Regions from separate parts of the Homo sapiens genome. Here region 2 is linked to region 1. Evidence: chromatin loops called from intact Hi-C (ENCODE). Cell type or tissue: PC-9. All regions are shown on one strand. Links, peaks and the distances in the headings refer to the core of each region. The heading gives the core; the rest is flanking DNA.

The links. Hi-C counts contacts between places; a loop is a spot of excess contacts. Peaks named below come from ENCODE experiments on the same cell type or tissue, not always from the same donor. Only the 100,000 strongest peaks of a DNase experiment are listed, where the experiment ranks them.
Region 2: it touches region 1 in a loop (17-fold over the local background); 2 of 110 quality-filtered maps call a loop at or near these places.

The regions. Positions count from the first base shown.
Region 1 is chr5:139,965,616-139,973,944 of GRCh38, forward strand. The region is part of intron 1 of NRG2 (neuregulin 2); the gene reads right to left. Among named protein-coding and RNA genes, the nearest start is that of NRG2, 74 kb to the right of the region's middle. RefSeq lists an enhancer at 3,452-3,501. In PC-9, for the core only: CTCF peaks have their summits at 3,340 (motif pointing left) and 3,550; a DNase peak (open chromatin) is centred at 3,346.
Region 2 is chr5:139,417,538-139,425,862 of GRCh38, forward strand. It overlaps DNAJC18 (DnaJ heat shock protein family (Hsp40) member C18), which reads right to left. Exons shown (of 8, transcript NM_152686.4): 5 at 7,468-7,577; 6 at 5,171-5,280; 7 at 2,516-2,688. LOC124901082 (a long non-coding RNA gene) reads left to right here and starts at 58. Exons shown (of 2, transcript XR_007058960.1): 1 at 58-179; 2 at 465-1,055. RefSeq lists an enhancer at 2,294-2,799 and a silencer at 4,825-4,974. In PC-9, for the core only: CTCF peaks have their summits at 4,940 and 5,145; a DNase peak (open chromatin) is centred at 4,974.

The sequences.
Region 1 (8,329 bases), core at 67-8,066:
TTCTGCTGATGAATCCTGGCCCTCCTGAAGGCCTTCCTATGAGCAGCAAAGCACAGGGCTATACTTTCTGCCAAGATATATCTCCTTCCCAGTCTGGTAGAGACCGTCACCCCAATTGCAGACAGTGCTAAAAGGAAGAGCTGTCAGGAGTGCTCACTAGTACAACTCTTGCCAAGGTCAGGATGTGACTGTGAGGTAAAGCCAGCAGAGGTATGGATGTGGGGCTCACAGCCTTTGCAGAGGGAGAGGTGTGCTAGCCAGGGGGAGAGGGGATTGTGGGCAAGGTCCCTCCTACCAGTCTCTCATATTGCCCTATATCAGCCTATTCATTTTCTTCCTAGGACTTTTCACAATTTCTAATTTTTTTTTTATATTTGCTTACTTATTATTTGTTTCCTCCACTAGGCTATAAGCCCCATGAGTTTAGGGACCATGTCTCGCTTATTTACTATGGTATCCCCAGTGTCAGTGTGGTGCCTGGCACATAGCAGGGACTCAGTAATATTTACTGAACCAATGAATGGTCTCTGTCCAGAGAACCTCGGTGCACTATGCTCCATTGCCAACGAAACACAGGAGTGATGCACCTAAACACCCAGAGAATCCAGATCAGAGATGGCAGGAAGTTCTTCAAGGAAGGCCCACCAGCTCTCCCACCCATGCATTCATACCACATTGTACAAGTCTAATCTGAGCACTTACGCGACAGGTACTGCACTGGAATGTGAGGATCCCTCCACGAAACAAATAAACAAAACCACTGGCCCCTTCCCTTACGGAGGTATGACTTTGGTAAGGAAGGGATATTAAGAAACAAATGACTACAATTCAGTCTGACAAGCACCATCAGAGGTAAGATCAGAGGACCCACCCTACTCTTGGGAGCTGGGAAGCTTTCCCAGAGGAGGGACATTCTAAGATGAGCTCTTAGGGGTGGTGTGAACTAGCAGCAAAGACTGGAGGAGGAAAGAGGGAAGAAAAGAAGATTTCACAAAAAGAGGTTAGTATATGCAAGAGTTTAGAAATGAGAGCATATGCGACTTAAAAAAGGAGAAAAGGGAAGTTTGGCATGGTCAGGGGTGATGAGGAGAGGCTGAGAGAGAGAGTTGGAAATGCAAGCAGGAGGACCTGGAGGGCCTGGGAAACTGTGTGGTGAGCTGCTGATGGGCTACAAACAGAAAGGTAAAAGAATCTAAGCTTGTGATTTAGAAGCTTCCCTAAGTGCACAGAAAAGCAAGCTCAGAGCATACCTGCTCATGCAGAAGGCTAGTGAGGCTTCTCCTATCTCTAATGGATGGGAAGGAGCTTACAGGAACTGCTCAAAAAAAGGCCTGGGAGGAAACAGGGGTCATGCAGGCCCCCAGCCTCCCCCAGTGGCTCCACATCAATAGAACTTATTTGCCCCTTGCTCCGAGATATAACACCCAGGGGATTGCAGGAGACCTGAGATGCCAGTCATGTGGGAATCACATGTGAGGAGTCTCCACACTGCATAGCCCACGGGGATAGGGTCAACGGGAGTGGCTGGAAAGGAAGAGGAGGCAATGGCCGGTGCTGGGGCCAGGGATCATGGGATTCAAGAAAGCTATTTAGAGTCAACCTCATGCCTAGATTATAAGGACCTTCACTCCAGGGACTATTACCTTGTATCCCACTCAGCCCTGGGTACAAGGTAGATGTCCAACAAGTACTCCTCTTGGGCAGAGGAATAGAAAACCCACTCAGACATTCTCAGGACACACATACCTCCTCCGCAACAGAGTCTCCGTACTGAAGGACAAGTGTCCTTTTCCTCTTTCCTCATCCTGCAGCCCAACAAAGGCCACAGGTGGCCAAATGTACCAGACAACAAAAGCTGATGAAGACGCTGCTGCCGTGCACAAGGTGGGCCCACGAGAGGGCAGTTGGTGGCCAGGTGGGAAGAAAAGCAGAGACACTTCTAAGGAGAGGCTGGTAACTGAAGATCCCTCAGATGCAAGGCCTCATCAGAGATGTAGAATGCCTGGGCTCTAGTCAGAGCCCTCAAGACTCCTTTAACCTTGGGTCTTGATTTTCTTACCTATGAAAGGAGAACAGGGCCGGGCACAATGGCTCTTGCCTGTAATCCTAGCACTCTGGGAGGCCGAGGCGGGTGGGAGATCGAGACCATTCTGGCCAACATGGTGAAACCCCATCTCTATTGAAAATACAAAAATTAGCCAGGCGTGGTGGCGGGCGCCTGTAGTCCCAGCTACTCAGGAGGCTGAGGCAGGAGAATCCCTTGAATCTGGGAGGCAGAGGTTGCAGTGAGCTGAGATCGCACCACTGCACTCCAGCCTGGGCAACAGAGCTAGACTCTGTCCCAAAAAATAAAACATAAAAATAAATAAATAAATAAATAAATAAATAAATAAATAAATGGAGAACAGGACTGCATGCTTACTCAAGCCCCTTCCAGAGTTTCATTCCAGGGGGAGGAGGCCATGCTGACCCCCAAGGCCTCTGAGGGAAACAGCTTCTGCTTTCCTAGCAGGCACTGGCAGCTCAAGTCAGGCCTTCCCACTCTCCGATAGTCCCGTCCCAATGAAATACCGAGGCTGGGCCCAGAATCACCATGCCTGCCCGCCCGGCTGAGAAGGGGTGAGAAGGGAAGATGTGGAAGTGACAAGCCGGAGGCAGCTGATGAGGCCGACCACAGAAAGAACGGGCCTCCGTGGTGGGCCCGGAGCTGAGAGGGCCTGCGTGAGGGTAGGGCGCAGAAGGCCAGAACCCGGAGCCTCAAGGGGGCCTAGTTTAGGAGCAGGGCAGGATTGGAACATCCTCCCTATAGAGAAGAGGCCTGTAGACCAGAATTTTTTCTGACTCTGCAAGCCTGGACTTCATCTTGTTTGTGTGAGGCGAGGAACCTGGTCGATCCTCGCCAAAGGGGATGGGTCAGAGAGACAGCAGCACCTTCCTCCACGCCTGCAGGGGACTGGAAGGAGGAAGGAGGGCTGGGAAGGGCAGAGGGGTAGCTCCTGAGCGGCAGCGCCAGCTGTCCACACTGGGAGCTCTCCGTTCGGCGGCCTTTCACTGAGGGCTGGCTCCCAACAGGCTGTGTTCTGGACACTACTCCAACAAGCAACGGCATATTATTGGACAGGCTGCCCAGGACTCAGCAAGCCCAGCAAGAACCCAGCTCCATCACCCGCACAGGGCAGCAGAGGCATCCGCTGGTCCTCACTGGGGAAGGCAGCAGACCTTTCCAAAGCCCCTACAGCTTTCCTCCCAGCCTCAGCCCAGGAGGAGAGGGCACTCCGAGGCCGGTGCAGGAGCTGAGACGCAGCCTGCCCTGCCACCTGGTGGAGAGATGAGGAAGGTGCGCGGGTCCGCGTTCAGGCAGGTAATGCCCCGCCACCTGGTGGAAAGCTGCCGGCAGAGGGTTCCGGCGCTTGCAATCAGCCCAGCCGCGTGGCAGCCCACAGTCCTAGCCTAGAACATGAAGGATATAGTGTTCTAGGGCTCAGAGGCCTTGCCATATTCTTCTGACCCAAGAAGCAGACTCTGGCCCTGAGCCAGTGCTAGGAAAGGGCCATTCTAATTTAACCCGCCAAGATTAAGGCCAACATATCTGGCTTTTAATAACTTGTTATGACTCTGACACAGTTTCCTGAAGCTTTTCTGAAGCAAGTTCTAGATTTGGCAAAAGGAAATAAGAAATAATAGCTATCTTGAAATATCTATAGGGCTGTTATCTGGAAGAAAGACTAAATTTATTTTGTGTAGCTCAGAGGGACAGACATAAGGCTAACAGGTAAAAGTCAAGGCAAAGCAGATTCTGCCTCCATGAAAGGAGCGTTTCTACCAATTAGAGCTGACCTCACTGGCAGCCTTCAAAAGGAGTGAGTTATCAGGCAACAGGTGCGTTCAAGCAAGGCAGGATCTCTAGTTTGGCAGACATGTTAGAGGGACAGTTTTTGTACAGGGATCTTAGTGTCTCCTGCAATGCTGAGATGCCACACCAGCTTATCCCTGTCTCCTTACCTTCCTTTACCAATGTTTATTGAATCAACTCTATGCTCAGCTCCAGAGATTTCAGAGACAAATAAGACACAACTCTTGCCCTCAAGTATTTTAGAGTTTAGTGGAGTAGTGAGCCCTCTAGCTTCTAGTTCCACCCCAAATAATAGATGATGACCTTTGGCTTACACTGCATTCACCTCTCAAACAGGAAGGGCAAGGGAAACACTATGTGCCTTTCCCGTCCTTACTGGAACAATTCCATGCCTCCCATTGACATATGAACTTAAATAATATTGCAAATGGAGTGTGCTATCATCGCCTAAGAATAATATAAATAAAGCAATAAAAACAATGAATGTCATTTTACTATGTGCCAGGCATTGTGCCCCTCACTTTACAAGTATTATTTTTACTTCATTGTGCTGGCAAAAGTTCAAAGACAAACCGAATAACCTTTAGAAGTCCCTAAAGGGCTATACAGAAAAAAGATGTCTGACTATTCTCCACATTCTCCAATTCATGCCACAGGATAATGGTTTTGTATTACAAGAAGGCCTAAGATAGCTATAAAATAGAACATTCTGGGAACAAGATGGTCCAAAACACTGGAGTAAAACATCAACCAAGATGGTGGTGTTTCCTTCTTTAGAGCACTTGAACAACAACCTGGATATTCATTTGGTTCTAAGGATAAAAGGAAAGGAGTAGAGAAAATGAACTGGTCTGGCCAATGGATAAGGTCTGGGTACAGGATCAGAGCTTTCAAGTCAGGTTGATAAAACCTCACATGATAAGGAGGTAGGCTTCATAGGACCACCAAGACTAGAGCAACATCCCCACCTCCACTGGAGGGGCCCTCAAGAGTGAGCCACTAGAAGATGCAGGCAAGGCTAATTTGGGCTGACTACTTGGCTTCTAAGTTCTACCCTGCACTCTGACCCTCTGTGTCCACCACTCCCACCAACATCCTTTATCCCTCCATGTTTCTCTCTAACTATTCCAGCCCTGCTATCCCCTGATGAGCTTATCTCCTTTTTCAGGGTACCTCTGGGACCATCTTCTCCTCTAGCATGCAACCTGTGCATGAAAGACCAGAGAGCAAAGAAGAGAAGAAGTGGCCTGTGGTAGGAAGCAGTGGGAAGGCAGGAAAGCTGAGAGAGTGCTCATGACTGGGATATAACCCCAAGTGCTAAAAATCAGACAGAAAAGGCAGTGCTAATCTTTACATTCCACCAAAGTAGAATGTGTAAAACCTGCTGGGAATCCTTAGTTAGCACTATCCATGAAACCTTTCCAAACATGCGTTTGCTTCAGACTTGAAAATGAGGCCAGTCTCCATAACCAGTTTTTCTTTTTTTTTTATTTTTTCCCCTTGAGCTTTGAAAGTTAATGAATCTCCATCCTTCTTAGAAGGGAACACAGTGACAACACCACCATCCTGGAGACTATCCTGTTTGCTCAACCTCAGTTTCCCCAACATGGGGAGAAAAGAAGCAGATCTAGCTCTGCCTCTGGGCCATAGTAAAGGACTACCTCAGTCAGATGCATTCAGCCAGCCCAGAGACCAAGCTGATGACACATGTAGGCCCTTAAAGTTTCCCTGAGAGCCCCCAGGGTTGGCATCAATTTCATTTTAACACCCTAGCTCCTCCACGATCACTCTGCCTGTGTCAGCTTTGATTCATGGGCCTATTTTCCACTAGACGGTAAGTCATCTTCCTGGCATCCAAACAGCTGGGGTTGGAGTAGGGAAAGAACTAGGTAGGCATTTGCTTTGCAACACATCTGTCCTTAGGGGGCAGCCAACAAGGAGTTGATTGTGCCCACCATTCTTCACCCAAACTCCTTTCACAATGGCAAGGAATTGCGGGGAGGAGCTGTGGCCCAGACCCAGAAGGAAATTAAATGGCCTCAAAATAGGTCAAACATGCCTTTGGCCCAAACCCACAAAAGGAAAAACCAGAAGACAGCATGCTTGCCTTCCAGTTACAAAACAAATGTAAAAAAAATCAAGCATTCTCAAGTGCATGAGCAATATGCAATTAGAAAATATAATGAAAATACCATCCCATTAGTAATATCAATAAAACATACAATGATAGGACTAAAGTTAGTAAGAAACGTGCAGGATCTATCAATAGAAAATTATGCTCTAGCTCTATTAAAGGAAACAAACAAACAAAAAGGAATAAATGAAAGTAAAAATGTAGTACTTTACAACATATCTCCCCAAGGTAACCTCTACATTTAACAGCATTCCAAACTAAAAAACCCAAGGGCATAATTGATTCTCAAATTTATCTAGAAGAATAAACGTAGAATAGCCAAGAAAAATACTGATAAAGAAGAACAAAAAAAGAGAACGTGCACTGCCAGATACGAAAATGTATTATAAAGCTACAATAATTTTAAAAATGATGTTCAGGTACCAGAATAGATCAATCAGTGGAACATAATATAAAGCCAAGAAACAATTGCAGGTGTTGAACAAAGGCTTTATTAACAGGACCAGTGCGTATATAAAATGTAATATTATAGATACATGTAGAATGTTAAGTGACATTTTGTATTAAAACAAAAAGAATGGACTGTCCAACAATGATACTGGAATAACAAGTTAACTAAAATTTTAAAACACTAGGCCTATAATACACAAAAATAAATTATAGATGGTTAAGAGACCTAAATGTTAAATAAAACACTAGGACATTTAGGTAGATGTTTATGTCACACAGGAGGAATAGAAGAGTCTTTCTAAGAATGAATCAAGAAGTAGACCAAAAAGAAATACTGATAATGTTTACCATATTAAAAAATATAAATCCTCTGTATTAAAGAATGTCATAAACTGGGCACGGTGGCTCACACCTGTAATCCCAGCACTTTGGGAGGCCGAGGTGGGCGGATCACTTGAGGTCAGGAGTCCAAGACCAGCCTGGCCAACATAGTGAAACCCCGTTTCTACTAAAAATACAAAAATTAGCTGGGTATGTGGCGTACGCCTGTAATCCCAGCTACTCGGGAGGCTGAGGCAGGAAAATCGCTCGAACCCAGGAGGCAGAGGTCACAGTGAGCCGAGATTGCACTACTGCACTTCAGCCTGGGTGACAGAGCGAGACTCTGTCTCCAAAAAAGAATGGCACAAAACTACTAAAGGCAAACAATAAGCTGAAAAACTCTATACAGCATTTATCAAAATAAAGATTAATACCCTAGATATATAAGGAACCTTGTAACAATATGAAAAAGATAAATACCTCAACAGAAAAATGGGCAAAGACATAAAAGAAACATAAGATGCTAATAAGCTTATTAAAATGTTAACCTAAATCATAATCAAAGTAAATTAAAATGAAATAACGTTTTGCATATCAGATATGTAAAAGTGAAAAGAACATTGGTGAGTGTGTGCAGAAATTAGTAGTCACATACTGGTAGTGAAGCATAAATTGACACAATCTTTCTGAACTTGGCAATAAGTATCAAAAGCCTTATAACATACATATCTTTAGTCTCTTTAGTTCCATCTGGGAATGCATCCTAAAGAAGTAAGAATATGCAAAAAAAAAAAAAAAAAAAAGCCCTTTATCTGGAAGTGCAACTGGCATAATAAAAAATTAAAAATAAACTAAATTTCTAATAATAAATAATTGATAAAATAAATTATGGTTGTATTTATATAATGAAATACCATGTGACCTTTAAAAATGATAGCATAAAAACACAGCTGTTATCACAGAAAGATGTTCCTTCCTTATATCCTCATATACTTTTTTTTTGAGACGAGGTCTCACTCCGTTGCCTGGGCTGGAGTACAGTGGCACGATCACAGCTCACTGCAGCTCAGCTGCACCTCTTGGGCTCAGGTGATCCTCCCACCTCAGCCTCCCAAGTAGCCGGGACTACAGGCATGTGCCTACACCCCTGGCTAATTTTTGTGTTTTTTGTAGAGATGGGGTTTCTCCATGTTGCCCACACTGGTCTCAAACTCCTGAGCTCAAACAATCCTCCTGCCTCTGCCTCCCAAAATGCTAGGATTACAGGTGTGAGCCACCGCGTCTTGCTAATGTTCCTCATATACTTGTATTTTATTTTGGCTTAAGCAGCAAGTATTTATTTATCACAATTCTGGAAGCCAAAAGTTCAAGATAAAGATTCTGACAGATTCAGTGTCTGGTGAGGGCCCATTTCCTGGTTCGTAGACAGCTGTCGTGATTGCCCTCACAACGCGGCCTCACATACTTTTAAATGAAACATGGGGCAGGTTATGAAAGAGTAGGTATAGTATGATCCCATTTTTAAAAGAGTTTTTCTACACAGTGACAGTTCTGGAAGAATTTACTCCAGA
Region 2 (8,325 bases), core at 326-8,325, 550 kb before region 1:
GTGGGTACACGCATCATGCTTACTCACTGGATTTTTTTTTTTTTTTTTTTTTTTTAGATGGAGTCTCGCTCTGTCACCCAGGCTGAAGTGCAGTGGCACGATCTCAGCAGACTGCAACCTCCGCCTCCCGGGTTCAAGAGATTCTCCTGCCTCAGCCTCCCAAGTAGCTGGAATTACAGGTGCGCACCACCACACCCAGCTAATTTTTGTATTTTTAGTAGAGAAGGGGTTTCGCCATGTTGGCCAGGTTGGTCTCGAACTCCGGACCTCAGGTGATCCATCCTCCTTGGCCTCCCAAAGTGCTGGGATTACAGGCATGAGCCACCACACCTGGCCACTCACTGGATTTTTATTTATACCTGGAGAGTGCCGAAGCTCTGAACTAGGCCTCATGGGGATGGGGACAAAAGCTGAGAAACTACCTCTGGTGCAATCCTTACCATGAGCTCTTTGTATAATTCCAGCATCTTACTGCCACAGAGGAAGATGTGGGGCAGGCGGGTGTTTGAAGAATGTGAAATGCAGATTTTCATCCAGTTCTTGCAGAAAGCAACAAAGTCAAAGCCCTCCCAGGACCCAGACAATGGGGATTTTCAGGACATACACTGGCTTTCACCTGATTTGGATCCATGTATATACTGCCTTTTTATTGAGACAGGATCTCGCTCTGTGGCCCAGGCTGGAGTGCAGTGGAGTGATCACAGCTCACTGCAGCCTTGATCTCCCAGGCTCGACCTCCTGAGTAGCTGAAACCACAGGCATGTGCTGCCACACCTGGCTTATTTTTATACTTTTTCTAGAGATGGGGTTCCCAGGCTGGTCTCAAACTCCTGGACTCAAGTGATCCTCCTGCCTCGGCCTCCCAAAGTGCTAGGACTATAGGCATGAGCTACCATGCCTGGCCTATATACTGCCTTTTAATATGAGGCCTTTATCCTGCTCTAAAATTCTTTCCTGATTTTTGATTCTTGTAAAATCTAGTTTAGCAATGGGGTAGAGTATTTCCTGAATCCTCAGTGTTTTTCAATAAATTGGAATTTCCTCTTCCTGTTTAATTTCCTCTTATATCCCAGAGTCATTGCTCACCAACTTCCTAATGCACCTTGAGAGAACATTAGGACTTTGCCGTACAGAAATAGGGGGCAGAGACCAGGTCCCTAAGGGTGAGCTAGGACACTAACCCTGCTGTTGTTATTCACAATCCTCAGCATTTTCATTGTTTTCTACTCCTGAGAATCCTCTCTTCAAAAGACATTTGTTGAGCACTTGTTCTGAAGCAAGGACTGTGCCAGAACCCTGGGACACAAAATTAGTAAGACCAAGTTCTTATTCCCAGACAGTCCATAGTCTTGCAGGGGAGACTGACATATATCCCTGGAACTCTAACACTGTGTGATTGGTACTATGTTAGCAGGCTGAACAAAGTGCTTTAAGAACACAGAGGAAGGAGAGCTTAACTTGAGGGCGGGGTTGGGAGTGTGTGATGGTCAATGAGGGCTTAGCAGCACTGTGACTGAAGAGCTAATTTTATCAGACTCCATTAGGTATTTAATGATACTCAGTAATAAGGCTTTAGAAATGAGTCAGAATTTGCTTTTTAAACATGAGCCAAAACTTCAGTTAAAAGGGTACCTCCTGAAAAATAAAAAAGAAAATAAAAATAATCAAAACCAAGTTTTAGAAGACACAGTCACTAACGCGGTATGTGTGTGTAGAATTCAAGTGGGACCAAAGGTGAAGCTGTTGGCTGAGACGGGGCTACCCCTGCTGCAGACACTCCTAGTAACACTTGCTGGAGCTGTAAGCCAGTGGCAGATGCTATCATCCCCACTGTCTCCAGAGAGGGAAATAGGGGGGAAGGCCTGCCACACCCAAAGGGGCAGACCCAAGGGGTCGCTTTTGTTCTGTGTGGCCACAACCAGCTGGAGGTGAGGGTAGGGGACACCTCATTCCATACCAGAAACCTCTAAACCTTTGTTCTGTTTCAAAAAGTTAGGCTGGCTCGATCAGATTTCCCTCTAGGGAGTGTGGAATTGGGAAACTGTGGACCAAATCAGCGAGCACCAAGAACTTACAGACGTGTGTGCTGCAGAAAGGGGCACTGACTGGTGAGACTGGGGAATTTGAGAGAGTGATAAGCAGGGTGGCAACCACTGTAAACCATGGCAAACAAGGTTATGCAAAAGGGAAGCTGGAAGAAAGAAAGGAAGGCAGCTGGTGGGGAGAGGAGAGGGGGCAGATTGGCAGAGAGAGGTAGAGACTCAAAGAGAGACAGACATACAGACAGGTGACTAGTGCCGCCTAAATTCCTAAGATTTCCAAGTCCTGGCCACATGTATCCTGTCAATAAATTTCCCCTACTTTTTTATAGTATCCTGAATGGCCTTTGTCCTCTGACTCTGTTCACATAAACATGCGTAGCCTCAAACAAGAAGAGAGGAGGGATCAGGAGGCTGGGGGTGCCTCCTGCTGGGAACCACAGCCACCAGCTAATGCCCCTTTTACAGTATCTTACTTTGTTGTTTCTCCTTCCAACAACTAGTCTGGATATAATCAATGTAATCCTTCTCTATTGTTTTCTCCAAGTCATGCAGAGAAGCTCCTCTGTAGGCCTTGTCAAAGTTTTTATCCACAAAGTAAGGCACCTGCAGGTTCTGAGTTTCTCTAGAAATGGTGTAGCCCAAGGTCCTGAAACAAGGAGAGAGAGGCTCATGTGAGCTCATAATATTTGGCAATATTACTCTTAGCACTGCCCTCACAGATATCATCATCATCATCTGCTCATAGAGCAGAGGCAGATATCATTTTCTAATATACCCAACACTTCTTATTTCCCTAGCAAAGTTGTAAGTATAACATCATCATAATTGTATTATGTAAGCAAGTTCATACTATGAATTCAGCTTCAGCATAGTTTATTCTCTTAAAGGACTCACCTCTCTTATACTGCTCTCTGTGCTAAAAGTAGAATGCTGAATGCTTAAAACAAACAATTTTTACGTTGTGTAGGATCTAGTATGGTACCTGACAGAGTAGGCTATTATAAATGCTGGTTGAATGAACTGATTATGTTATATAGCAAATTATTTACAAAAAAAACAGATAGCTCACACCAACCTAGAAGCAATATTTTGGACATGATAAAAAGTACTTCGCACATAGCTGCTAACTGAGAACTGCAAGAAACTCAGACAAAAGATTTCAATGATGCTTTAGAGCTAACTCTCTGTGGGTCCAAGACATCCAAAGGTATCTGGTGCTTAGCAACATTAATAAGAGTACTGAGCTGACTAATTCTAACCATAAGGAAACATAGAAGGGACCTCAAACTCAAGTTAAAACAATGTGACAGAAATGGTTTTCTTCAAACTGGACAAATTCTACATTAAAGGGGCTATATTTTATTTGGCCTTTTTCCGGCCCTCTCCTTTGATCCTCTCTAATTAGAGTAAGAGCTGAAGCCATGACTGCTCTCCCCTCACTCTAAGGTTTTGGGGGAGCTTACAGAGCAGGTCCGTGCTTACCCCGCTGGCCTCACAAGAAAGAAAGCTAAAGTGCCATATGGAAAAACATGAGAAGCTGGGAAACAGAGGGAATCAGGCCAGTGTGGCCTGATGGCAAAAACCTCTCTATGAAGGCTAGGTGCAGTGGCTCATGACGGTAATCCCAGCACTTTGGGAGGCCAAGAAAGGTGGAGGTCAGGCGTTCGAGACCAGCCCAGCCAACATGGTGAAACCCAGTCTCTACTAAAAAATACAAAAATTAGCCAGGTGTGGTGGCACATGCTTATAATCCCAGCTACTCAGGAGGCTGAGGCATGAGAATCGCTTGAACCTGGGAGAAGGGGATTACAGTGAGCCAAGATTGCACCACTGCACTTCAGCCTGGGAGCCTGGGTGACAGAGCAAGACTGCTTCGAAAACAAAAACAATAAAAAGAAACCTCTCTTTCAGCCTCAGCTTCGCTCTCTGTAAAAGGAAAATACTAGCCGGGCGCGATGGCTCATGCCTGTAATCCCAGCACTTTGGGAGGCCAAGGTGGGCAGATCACCTGAGGTTAGGAGTTTGAGACCAGCCTGGCCAACATAGTGAAACCCTGTCTCTACTAAAATATAAAAATTATCCGGGTGTGGTGGTGCGTGCCGCCTGTAATTCCAGCTACTCAGGAGGCTGAGGCACATGAATTCCTTGAACCAGGGATGTGGAGGTTGAAGTGAGCCCAGATTGCACCACTGCACTCCAGCCCAGGCGACAGAGTGAGACTCTGTCTCAAAAAACAAAAACAAACAAAAAAGGAAATACTGACCTGGATTGACCTGGAATGATGGTCTTGTCTACAGTGATCACTGACAAAGACTCTTCCTGTTATATATTGTCTAATAAATTCTACTTTTAAAAGGTTTTTTTCCCACTAAATTATAATAATGAATAATAATTTATTATTCATTATTAACAAAAAAGATAATCTAGTGATTCTCAAACTTCAGTGTGGACCAGAATAATCTAGAGGGTTTTTTAAAACTCAGACTTCTGGTCCTACCCCCAGAGCCTCTAATTCAATGGATATGGAGGGGCCCTAGAATCTGCCTTTCTAACATGTTGCCTGTTGATGCTGACGATGGCTGGTCTGGGGACCAAACTTTGGGAACTGAATCAACTGAAAGAATTAATTGAAGAAATTTTTAAAAATCCTATCAGAGTTTATAATCTATACGCAAAAAGCATTACAAGGAATTTCTCTATTTTCAACAAAAACAAAAAAATTGAAAATAATCACTTGATCCCCATTATTAATACTATGCTCCGAGACCCACAGGGTCCAGCAATCCTATCAACAGCTTAACAGAGTCTTTCTAACTCTACCATGGTGTGATAATGAGTTCATCTAAACCTTAAATTCTACTGATCCTTCAAAAACCAGTTACTGCTGTTCTGCAGCTGACCAGATGATGTCACTATAGAACAAGACAATCTATTTCCCGAGGCACACAGGAGACTGCCTCAGTATTTTTGAGTCTCAGCACCATGACTACCCAGCTGTTCCTTTAAACATCAAATCGGTGTTTTCTACAGCAAAAGGTGAAATGAAATGTTAGTAATGTATCAGCAAAACCTTCAAGTCTTTCACCCCCAGACTGTTACTGAGAAAGATTTAGAAATACCAGACTTACGATTTATAGAACAGACTATATGGGGGATTAGTAGCCAGCAGCTGAGTAATGACAGATATAATCACAATCACAAGAACTGGAAGTAGCTGAATAAATGCAGAATATGTAGTCTGAAAAAGAAAAAAAAATAAAAACTTGCTGTAAGTGTTCTTTTTTTTTTTTCTGTCGCCCAGGCTGGAGTGCAGTGGTGCGATCTCGGCTCACTGCAAGCTCCGCCTCTCGGGTTCACGCCATTCTCCTGCCTCAGCCTCCCGAGTAGCTGGGACTACAGGCACCCGCCACCACGCCCGGCTTAGTTTTTGTATTTTTAGTAGAGACAGGGTTTCACCGCAGCCAGGATGGTCTCGATCTCCTGACCTCGTGATCTGCCCACCTCGGCCTCCCAGAGTGCTGGGATTACAGGTGTGAGCCACTGCGCCTGGCCTGTAAGTGTTCTTTATCAATATAAAGCTTATTGAAAATAAGATAGTTGCTCCAAAGAAAATAACAAATTATCAATGCACTGCATAGGAGGATCCACAAAGCCCCAGGCTTTTCTGGGAAGGCTGTACTTTCAGCTGAGAAGTACAGGTTGGGCAGTCCTAATCAGAAAATTCAAAATCACAAATGCTCCAAAATCTAGAACTTTTTGAGTACCAGGATGACACTTAAAGGAAATGCTCATTGGAGCATTTTGGATTTCCTTTTTTTTTTTTTTTCTGAGACATGGTCTTGCTCTGTCACCCAGGCTAGAGTACAGTGACACAAACATGGCTCACTGCAGCCTTGACCTCCTGGGTTCTGATGATTCTCTCGCCTCAGCCTCCTGAGAAGCTGGGACCACAGGTGCACACCACCGTGTCCAGCTAATTTTTAAATTTTTGTAGAGACAAGGTCTTGCCATGTTGCCCAGGCTAATCTCAAACTCCTAGGCTCAAGCAATTCTCCTGCCTCAGTTCCCCCAAAGTGTTAGGATTACAGGTGTGAGCCATAGCACCCAGCCTCAGATTTTCAGATTAGGAATTGTCAAATATATAATGGTATAATGCAAATTTCCAAAATCCAAAAAAAAAAAAAAATCTGAAATCTGAAATACTACTGGTCCAATTTACTTCAGATAAGGGATACTCAATCTATACCAAATAACCTTTACTCTCTCTGCTGAGCAGGCTGAAGGAGGTCCAACAACAACCTGGATTGACACCCAGTAATCCCCCTGCAGCCCCATTAATAAGACCAATGAAGCAAACATCTCTAGGTAAACCTGCCCAGACTGTGCCTCTTACAGTAGTGGGGCTCTAGGAGCCAGGTTAGCATCATGCTTGGCCACAGCTGATTGGACTCAGGGGACATCCAACTCTGGCAGAGGTAATCACGTTTTCTCTCCTAGGAATTTGGGGTTGAAACTCATCACCCTTCACTTCTGGGTCATCACTTTAAGGAAGAACACACACTCTCAGGCACTGTAGACTGGCTATTTGCAAGGGGAAGTAGAACAAGCAAAGCTGCTTGGTGAAAACAAAACAGAGGCAAAGAGTGGCAGGAAAACTGGAGACAATCTGGGCCCAAAGAGTCCTGCAGAGCACAGCTGCTTGGGAGCCTGACAGTATCCCAGTTCCTTGTTCCTGTCTGTCATGAGGCCCAGCTGTGCTTCTTGTCCTTGAGCTTCATGAGACTCTTTTGATCCCTTACCTTAAACCCCCTTTAGTTCTAAATATTTTGAAGAGGATTCCTATTTTCTGCAGCCAAGAAAATTATGAAGCCGGAGCGGTGGCTCATGCCTGTAATCCTAGCACTTTGGGAAGCCAAGGCAGGAGGATCACTTGAGCCCAGGAGTTTGTGACCAGCCTGGGAAACATGGTGAGAAATAATCTCTACAAAAAATGAGCTGGGCATGGTGGCACGCACCTATAGTCCCAGCTACATGAGAGGCTGAGGTGGGAGGATTGGTTGAGCCCTGGAGTTTGAGGCTGTAGTGAGCTGTGTTTCTACTATTGTACTCCGGCCTGAGTGACAGTGAGACCCTCTCTCAAAAAAAAAAAAAAAAAAAAAAAAAAAAAAAAAGCCTTGATGAAGTCAGCCCCACAGATTGCTGAGATTCTGGGAGAGCCACCCAAGAATGGGCAGAGGGAGGGGATACCATTCTGCCTATTTAGGCCAATTTTCCAGCTCTTCTAACCATTGCTTTTGCTTTCCTAAAGCACATCTTTCCTAAAGCAACATATCTCAGGTTCAACTTCTAAAACTTGACCATGTACCATCAAGGTTGGCCAAGTACAACTGTTTATGGGCAGCAGTGCTCCTCCCTCCCTAGGTACCTGAGGTTTCTCTTCTTCCTCCTCCTTCTGAGTCTGTGTCCTCTCATGTCGGTGCCGTCGACGGTAATAGTAAGTGTCATCTGTCACATTTGAAAACATATGAATATTTCCTGGAAAAGAAATACATGGTATGGGATATGGCAAACACTCCTTCCCTGCCTTTTTCTTTTTTTTTTGGAGATGGAGTTTTGCTCTGTTACCCAGACTGGAGTGCAATGGGGTGATCTCGGCTCACTGCAACCTCTGCTTCCTGGGTTCAAGCGATTCTCCTGCCTCAGCATCCTCAGTAGCTGGGATTACAGGCACCCGCCACCATGCCTGGCTAACTTTTGTATTTTTAGTAGAGATGGGGTTTCACCATGTTGGCCAGGCTGGTCTCGAACTCTTGAACTCAAGTGATCCACCTACCTTGGCCTCCCAAAGTGTTGGGATTACAGGCGTAAGCTACCGCGCCTGACCCTTCCTTGCCTTTTTCAAGGTCCTTGTTCCCAGCTAGGTTTGTTAAGGATAGAGTATTGGCCTATTTTACCCAGTAGAAAAATAAGACAATAGGCAAGCCAAGTGAACCAGCTGGAGCTAAAGCGTGCTGAGCTCTCCTGACTTCATTTAAATAGTCCTTTGCAACTAGTGAGAGAGAACCCCGAAAGGCTAGAAGAGAGAGAGCATTAGGGCCGTGAATCCTATCTGGCATGTTCACGTCTGCTTCCGTGCCCAATACCATATTGTGTCACTGGTATCTTTTAATAGCAACTCATAAAATTCAATTTACTTCCTGGGCATTGAATTATACCAACTTCCAACTTGCTGGGGGGTACTTTCCTATCTTCTATCTTTGTAAGTGCTATTTTACACAACAAT